Linked DNA regions of Homo sapiens: region 1 is linked to region 2. The links are chromatin contacts, found by Hi-C or POLR2A ChIA-PET in ENCODE. All regions are on one chromosome and are shown on one strand. Each heading gives the region's core, a stretch centred on a gene start or an enhancer-like site at or near the end of the contact. The rest is flanking DNA. Distances are from core to core; before and after follow the strand shown.

Region 1 (4,107 bases), core at 1,157-3,656, 1.2 Mb after region 2:
GTTTGGTAACTTTTTCTAAAACTGTATTAACTTTATCTAGATTTTCAAACTTAAGGAATAAAGTTTGTTTAATATTTATTTCTCATCTCTGTTGTATCCCTGCATATAGTCTCCTTTTCATTAATATCATTTATAACTTTTAAAAATGAGTCTTGCCAGAGGGTTTGTCCGGTTTATTAGATATGTCAAGACTAATATTTGCTTTTGTCAGTCCCCTCTATTGTACTTTGCTTCTTGTTTCATTTATTCTGTTCTTATTTTCATCATTTCCTTTTCTACCTTTTTGGGATTTATTCTGTTCTTCCTTTTCTACATTCTTAAGTTAGATCCTTAACTCATTACTGTTTTGTTGTTCTTATCTCCTGGTATAGGGTCTTTATTTGAGTTCTCCCAGAGGCAAGTTCTGAGACCAGGACCTGAGGGCAATAGTATATGTGAGAGATGCAGGGAGTGCCATAATGAGGTGGGAAAGTAGGAAGGGAAGAAAAGGTGAGCAATAAGGGTGTAGCTTTTAGTAGCTATTGATAATTGCTGTCTAGATTCATTAAATTCATTTTGTCATTAAAGGACAAAATGATGAAATTCTATCATTCATTTGGCATTGGTCAGTTAATTATTTTATGAAGGAGAACTTTTCCCCATCAACTATTTAGTTACCCAGAAATAGGGTTTGTACAGGAAAGGCAGAATAAAAAGCTGCTTTCCTTAGCAAACTCTGAGGTGACCAAAGTGACATTTTTCTCCATATGTCGATATGAACTTTCTTTGCAGTCCTTGTTCTTTTTGATGTTCTAATTTTTCCATATTTGGCCAGTGGAATCACCTTCAAATTGATTCTTACCTTCTTTTGACATGACCTGAAATAGTCTTTTATGGCTTTCTTGCTTTCTGTTAAGATGTTCTAGGCTAATCTTATAAATTTTCTTCCCTGCACCTAAAATCAGCCATTTTTTTCATGGAACCCTGGTTCCTTTGGGGACAAAATAGTATTTTAAGACCCATTATTGCCAGGCGCGGTGGCTCACGCCTGTAATCCCAGCACTTTGGTAGGCCGAGGCGGGCGGATCACGAGGTCAGGAGATCGAGATCATCCTGGCTAACATGGTGAAACCCCGTCTCTATAAAAAATACAAAAAATTAGCCGGGCGTGGTGGTGGGCGCCTGTAGTCCCAGCTACTCGGGAGGCTGAGGCAGGAGAATGGCGTGAACCCGGGAGGCGGAGCTTGCAGTGAGCCAAGATGACGCCACTGCACTCCAGCCTGGGCGGCAGAGACACACTCCATCTCAAAAAATAAAAATAAAAATAAAAAAGACCCATTATTTGGGCTTATTACGATGAGTTGGTCTCTGGTTCTAGGCCTTTTTTTTTTTCTTTTTTTTTTTTTTTTTTTTAGAAAAATACAGCAGGTTGTATTGAGGTTGGCACCTATGTTCTTTCAAAGAACCCTCATCATTTTGTGAGTTCTTTCCTTGTGGCACCACGATGTTCCAGGCTCATCTTGTATGTTCCCTGCCTCAGCACAGGATTTTTTTTAATGAGAAAAATATCACGAATTCAAATTTACAGAAGCTTTACATTTTTATGTCCTCTAAGTTAGCAGTCTGTCTTTCCTTTTATTGGCGTTTGTAAAATTTCTTCTTTTTAAAATTGTTATATTTTAGAGACAGGGTCTCGCTCTGTCACCCAGGCTGGAGTGCAGTGGTGCAATCACAGCTCACCACAGCCTCCAACTCCTGGGCTCAAGGCATCCTCCCACGTAGGCCTTCCAAAGCGCTGAGATTGTAGGCATAAGCCACCAGGCCCAGCCTATTACCTTTACGTTGTACTTAGTCCCAGATAAAAAATGACCTTAGATCAGTCCTTTCCTCTTTGGCTGGGGAGAGGGGGGCTTAAATTCCGGTACTGTGAAACAGAAGAATGGACTCAGTGCTATGTGACAAATCTATGTATGTAAATGTGTGTATATACACACACATAAATTATATATATGAATATATTTTCATTTTCATATTTTGCAAGGAGAGTAGCCAATGCTCTGGACCTCTGGTCCTTTTTGTAGGGTACCCTCTGAGGCCGGGAACCTTTGCTCAACTCTCAGGCTGTCCAGGGAAGCTTTAGGCGGTGATACCGAGCTACAGACCAATATAAGAGCTCGGGGCTGTGGCACTGAAGAGAGGAGGCGGCCGTTGGGAACTGAGGTGGGCCCAGGGCTTGAGCTGAGTTGGCGAGGGTGGAGGTGGTGCCGGTCCCACGCCGTGGTGGGGACCGAGCTGCGGGCTGGAGGGAGGGGCAGCGCCGAGGGGGCGGGACGGGGAGGGCTCGCGGAGTAGGCCAACGGTTGGCCCCAACCGCCACTGACTACAGCCTGCGCCCGCCTCTTTTCGTTGCCGTTACCTGTTTCCGGCAGTCGACACGCTCTTCGCTTCTCGGGGCTTGTCTCCGTGTCCTCCGTCTCAGTTGTTTCTCCCTCTCTATCCTCCTCTGTCTCAGTCTCCCCAGCCTTGGGGCCGGTGCCTCTTCCGGGCTTCGGCGAATGAGACCTGCGGACCTGCCCCCGCGCCCCATGGAAGAATCCCCGGCGTCCAGCTCTGCCCCGACAGAGACGGAGGAGCCGGGGTCCAGTGCAGGTGAGCGGGGTTGGGAGACAGGAGAGCTCCCCGAGGAGGACTCAACTGTGGGGACAGGTTGAGCAAGACCATCTGCGTTTGGGAAATCCAGCCTTGGATTATTGAGACAGAGCCACCTAGTCGGCTAGGATCTGACCTGGCCAGAGAATTCTTGGCTAGTCCTATTTTTATTCGTTCTCACAGAAGCCGAACTTAAACCTCAGAATTATCACTCCAGAGATGAAAGGGAACTGAGACTGGAAAAGCCCTGCTTACCAAAGGTCTCTGGGCGGCAGAAAGAGCCCTGAGCTTCAGTTTCAACTTAGGAGACCTGGGTCTTGGTCCAGATTTTACTGTGGAGTGGCGTTCAGTAAGCTTTGTCCCCATCCCGGGCCCGAGTTTTCCCATCTATACCATGAGAGGGTTTAGACTACAGATCTTCAAAGGTCTGGCACGTGGTAGGTGCTCCTTAAATATTACTTGTTAGGAGTGAATAAATGAGATAGGAAGGCCTCCTGGGATTCACTGGAGGCTCATTGGGTTAGTTGGAGGCTGTGGAATTACATTATTATAGTCTGAGAAGTAGGCGGTATTATCTCCATTTTATAAGTGAGGAAACTGAAGCTCAGAAGTAAAGTGACTTGCTAGTAAGTGTCAAAGATAAGTCAGACTTCAGAGTCCATGCTAGGCTATACTCTCTCCCAGTAAGAAAGCGGGAAGGACTTGATGGGAAAGTGATTATATCGAGCAGCAAGTAATCATTTGAATTCTCTGCTTAAATGAACCCCAGAGCAGGCCCATATCTGATTATTTTCTATCCCGTTTCCAGCACCTGATTTGTGTGAAACGTTTTGGGTGGCAATGCCAGAATCACCATCTATATTACTTCTGTCATCAACACGATCAGCATAATTACAAAAATTAATGGCTCTAATTGTTATAGTGATAATAAAGCATAAATGAAATTGTGAGGACATCAAAATTTATAATTAAAGACACCTATTAAAACAGCAGTTTAAAATTTATAAAACACTTTTGAGTGGTTCTTCATATTGATCTGCTTAGGTAGGTATTATTATCCATAGTTTACAAGCAAGGAATCCAAGACCTAGAGGTTGAGTAACCATCAAAACGTCATGCAGCAAGAAATGGAGCTGAGACTTGAATCCAGCCCATGTGACAAGTTGTGCTTCTCCTTTGGTGATTATTTCCCTATTTCCTCTCCATTTCCTTTTTTTTTTGAGATGGAGTCTTGCTGTGTCACCCAAGCTGGAGTGCAGTGGTGCAGTCTCGGCTCACTGCAACCTCCGTCTCCTGGTTTCAAGTGATTCTCCTGCCTCAGCCTCCCGAATAGCTGGGATTACAGGTGGATGCCACCATGCCTGGCCAATTTTTTTTGTATTTTTAGTAGAGATGGGGTGTCACCATGTTGGCCAGGGTGGTCTCGAACTCCTGACCTCAAGTGATCTGCCCACCTCAGCCTCCCAGAGTGGTGGGAAT
Region 2 (3,804 bases), core at 1,223-3,722:
TGTGTCTGGAAAGAAGAGTAGGAGTTTTCCAGGTGAATGAATAAAGAAAGGTCAACAGAAATATTGTAGGAGCAAAGGCAGGGAGGTGTGATAGAGAATATCATGATTGGAGAATTACAGGATTTAATATTGGCTATGGAGTAATATTTGTGTTGAAAAGGGTGGAAAGGCCAGCCAGGCTCAGTGGCTCACACCTGTAATCCCAACAGTTTGGGAGGCTGAGGTGGGAGGATTGTTTGAGGCCAGGAGTTCAAGACCAGCCTGAGTAACAAAGTGAGACCCCATCTGTACAAAAATAAAAATAAAAATAATTAGCTGGGCACAATGGTATGTGCCTATAGTCCCAGCTACTTGGGAAGCTGAGGTGAGAGGATCACTTGAGCCCAGGAGCTTGAGGTTGCAGTGAGCAAGATCACATCACTGCACTTCAGCTTGGGTGACAGAGCAAGACTCTGTCTCAAAAAAAAAAAAAAAAGGCTGGAAATAAGGCTAGATAGGTAGATGGGGATTAGATTTTTTTTTTTTTTTCGAGACAGAGTCTCGCTCTGTCGCCCAGGCTGGAGTGCAGTGGCCCGATCTCGGCTCAATGCAAGCTCTGCCTCCCGGGTTCACACCATTCTCCTGCCTCAGCCTCCCGAGTAGCTGGGACTACAGGCGCCCATCACCACGCCCGGCTAATTTTTTGTATTTTTAGTGGAGACGGGGTTTCACCGTGTTAGCCAGCATGGTCTCGATCTCCTGACCTCGTGATCTGCCCGCCTCGGCCTCCCAAAGTGCTGGGATTACAGGCGTGAGCCACTGCGCCCGGCCAAAAAAAAAATTCTAGTTGTTTTGGGAATCCTTATATCTTCGTACAAAGGACTAACCGTCTCCTTCTTCCTTCTTTTTCCCTTTCCCTTCACCTTACCTACCCCAGAGAGTGTATTAATGCAAAGATGGATTTGTATCTTTTTTTTTTTTTTTTTTTTGGGATGGAGTTTCGTTGTCGCCCAGGCTGGAGTGCAATGGCGCCGTCTCGGCTCACTGCAAGCTCTGCCTCCCGGATTCAGGCAATTCTCCTGCCTCAGGCTCCTGAGTAGCTGGGATTACAGGCATGCACCACTACGCCCAGCTAATTTTTGTATTTTTAGTAGAGACGGAGTTTCACAGTTTTGGTCAGGCTGGTCTCAAACTCCCGACCTTGTGATCCGCCTGCCTTGGCCTCCCAAAGTGCTGGGATTACAGGCATGAGCCACCGCACCCGGCCATGTATCTTATTAGATTGTATTTACCTGGACTAGACAAGGAAAGAAACTCTCTGGCTGCCAACCTGCCCTTTTGCAAACCTATAGTCACAGTCCCATAAAATAGATGAAGCACAGGCACGGAAATGAAACAGCTCACCACTTATATAACATTATGTTAACTAGGTACCTTCTTCCTGTCTCTGTTCCTCATCTGTGAAATGGGTATAATGATCCTCAGCCTCATAGGGTTATTGGAAAGACTAAATGAACCCATACACCCATAAAGAACCGACCTGGCACATACTAGCATTTGATTGATTTTTTTTTTCTTATTTAAAATTTCACTTCTAAAACCCCAATAGCATTTATTAGGCAATAATCAATCACTGTACTGGAGGAGGTATGCCTGGTCCATTATATTTCCAAGCATAATTAATTGTCGTATCTGTGTTACCTCAGTACTTTGCACACAATTCTGGTATTTCACTTACCATACTAGATACTAATTATTTGTTACTAGATACTAATTATTTTTTGCTATTATTTTGATTGAGTTCCTCAAGGACTGAGATCCTGACTAATTTATTCCAGCATCTAGCACAGGACGTGGAAATCTGACTTCTAAACTCAATTTAAGAGATGATTGGCTGGGCCTGGTGGCTCACGCTTGTAATCCCAGCACTTTAGGAGGCCGAGGCGGGCGGATCACCTGAGGTCGGGAGTTCAAGACCAGCCTGACAAACATGGAGAAACCTCATCTCTAGTAAAAATATAAAAATTAGGCGGGCGTGGTGGCGGGCACCTGTAATCCCAGCTACTTGGAGACAGAATTGCTTGAACCCGAGAGGCGGAGGTGGCAGTGAGCTGAGATCGTGCCACTACACTCCAGCCTGCGCAACAGAGCGAGACTCCGTCTCAAACAAACAAAAAAGTCAGATCTGTGCTAGACGCTGAAAGGAATTAATCAGACAGGATCTCAGTCTTTTAAGAACTTTCAAATACAGAGAAGAGGTGGTAACAAATCATTAGTGTATAATATTGTAAGCGAAAAATTAGAATTGTGTGCTAAGTACTGGGGTAACACAGAGATGGTAATTAATTCTTTCTGGAGAAACAGCAGTGAATGTGACAACCTGAGTGAGGGTGGAAAGCAGGAGAATTTCTAGACTCTGAATTTCAGAAGCTTCCGGAACTAAAATGATGTGGAAGTTGAGTGAGTCTCGGTGGGATATTGCTGCTGCACCTGGTCAAGGCCGTTCCTTCAGTGTTTTCAGACGCCCTGGGAACGCGGCTGCAGGGTCCGGTCTTCGGTTTGCACAGCTAGAGGCCGCGCAGCAGCAAAGGATGAGCGGAACCTTGGAAAAGGTAACGTAGATTCCACGCACGCGGGGCGCGGGGAGATGGCGGACGGTGCAGAGAGGGGAGATGGCGGAGGGTGCAGAGCGGGGAGGTGGCGGCGCGCGGACATCCGGGGATGAGACACTGGGGCGCCCAAGGTCCTTCCCAGCAGCACATGCGGCTGCCTGGCGTTGAAGGGGCTGAGCAGATTCCTTTCCACCCGGGGCGAACTCTGCCGAGCCGACCCGTGCCACGCCCACACCACATGCCACTCTCTCCACCCAGTTTCTGGAAAAGGGAGAGCTCTGCGATGGGAATCACGACACCAGGATACGGTCCCGATTAACTGTGTGACCTTGGGCAGGTCATTTTATATTTGCATTCAGTTATCAACTTCCAGAATTTTTTCTAAGAATGCAGTTTTGACTTGCTGAACTGATGAGGATGTGAAGCTACCTGGTAATAAGGAAACAGCAGTAATAAACTAGGTTTTTGTTCTTTTCTTTCTTTTTTTTTTTTTTTTTTTTTTGACGGATTTCGCTCTGTTGCCCAGGCTGGAGTGCAGTGGTGCGATCCCGGCTCACCACAACCTTCGCCTTCCGGGTTCAAGCGATTCTCCTGCCTCAGCCTCCTCAGTAGCTGGGACTACAGGCGCGGGACACCATGCCGGGCTAATTTTTGTATTTTTAGTAGAGACGGGGTTTCACTGTGTTGGCCAGGCTGGTCTCGAATTCCTGACCACGTGATCTGCCCGCCTCGGCCTCCCAAAGTGCCGGGATTACAGGCATGAGCCACCGCGCCCTGCAATAATTAACAACATTTTCGTTTCCAAAACCTTATTTAAGTGACTGTCATAAAACCGTATGAACCACTATAAATGTGTTCCTGGGCTTTCTCCCGTTCCCTTAACAGATTTAACAGATTTCATTTGTGCTCTTTCAATTGTATCATGCTGCTTAGATTAATGACTCATTTTAGCAATTTATATTAAAATTTTGTTTTAGGCATTAATTGTGGCAACTATATTTCCATGATTCATAGGTCAGCATGGTCGTTGCAGCTCATGGGTCTACCTGTGGTTACCTTGGGGCTGCCCTTGAATGTGTGAGGGCCCACGCCTCACTTCATCCTTTATGAAACAATTCACTTGTTCACCTTAGCCAGTTTGTAAGAATTTGGCCAAATATGGTGCCAAGATAATAGAAAAAAAAATCAGAAAGTTTCAAAATTCCATTGTTAA

The links. Hi-C counts contacts between places; a loop is a spot of excess contacts on that map. ChIA-PET counts read pairs that join two places held with the same protein, here RNA polymerase II (POLR2A). Pooled maps may share reads with other maps.
Region 1: a pooled map shows a loop between it and region 2 (2.7-fold over the local background). The contact joins the promoter of NEU3 here to the promoter of MRPL48 in region 2. A Hi-C loop is called at or near these places in 4 of 50 pooled maps. POLR2A ChIA-PET finds 5 or more read pairs at or near these places in 2 of 52 experiments (CD8-positive, alpha-beta memory T cell and Caco-2).

What each region holds. Positions count from the first base shown.
Region 1 is chr11:74,986,527-74,990,633 of GRCh38, forward strand. NEU3 (neuraminidase 3) reads left to right here and starts at 2,407. Exons shown (of 3, transcript NM_006656.6): 1 at 2,407-2,628. The coding sequence starts at 2,535. RefSeq lists enhancers at 2,157-2,206, 2,487-2,676.
Region 2 is chr11:73,785,402-73,789,205 of GRCh38, forward strand. MRPL48 (mitochondrial ribosomal protein L48) reads left to right here and starts at 2,473. Exons shown (of 8, transcript NM_016055.6): 1 at 2,473-2,591. The coding sequence starts at 2,571. RefSeq lists enhancers at 2,407-2,466, 2,607-2,686.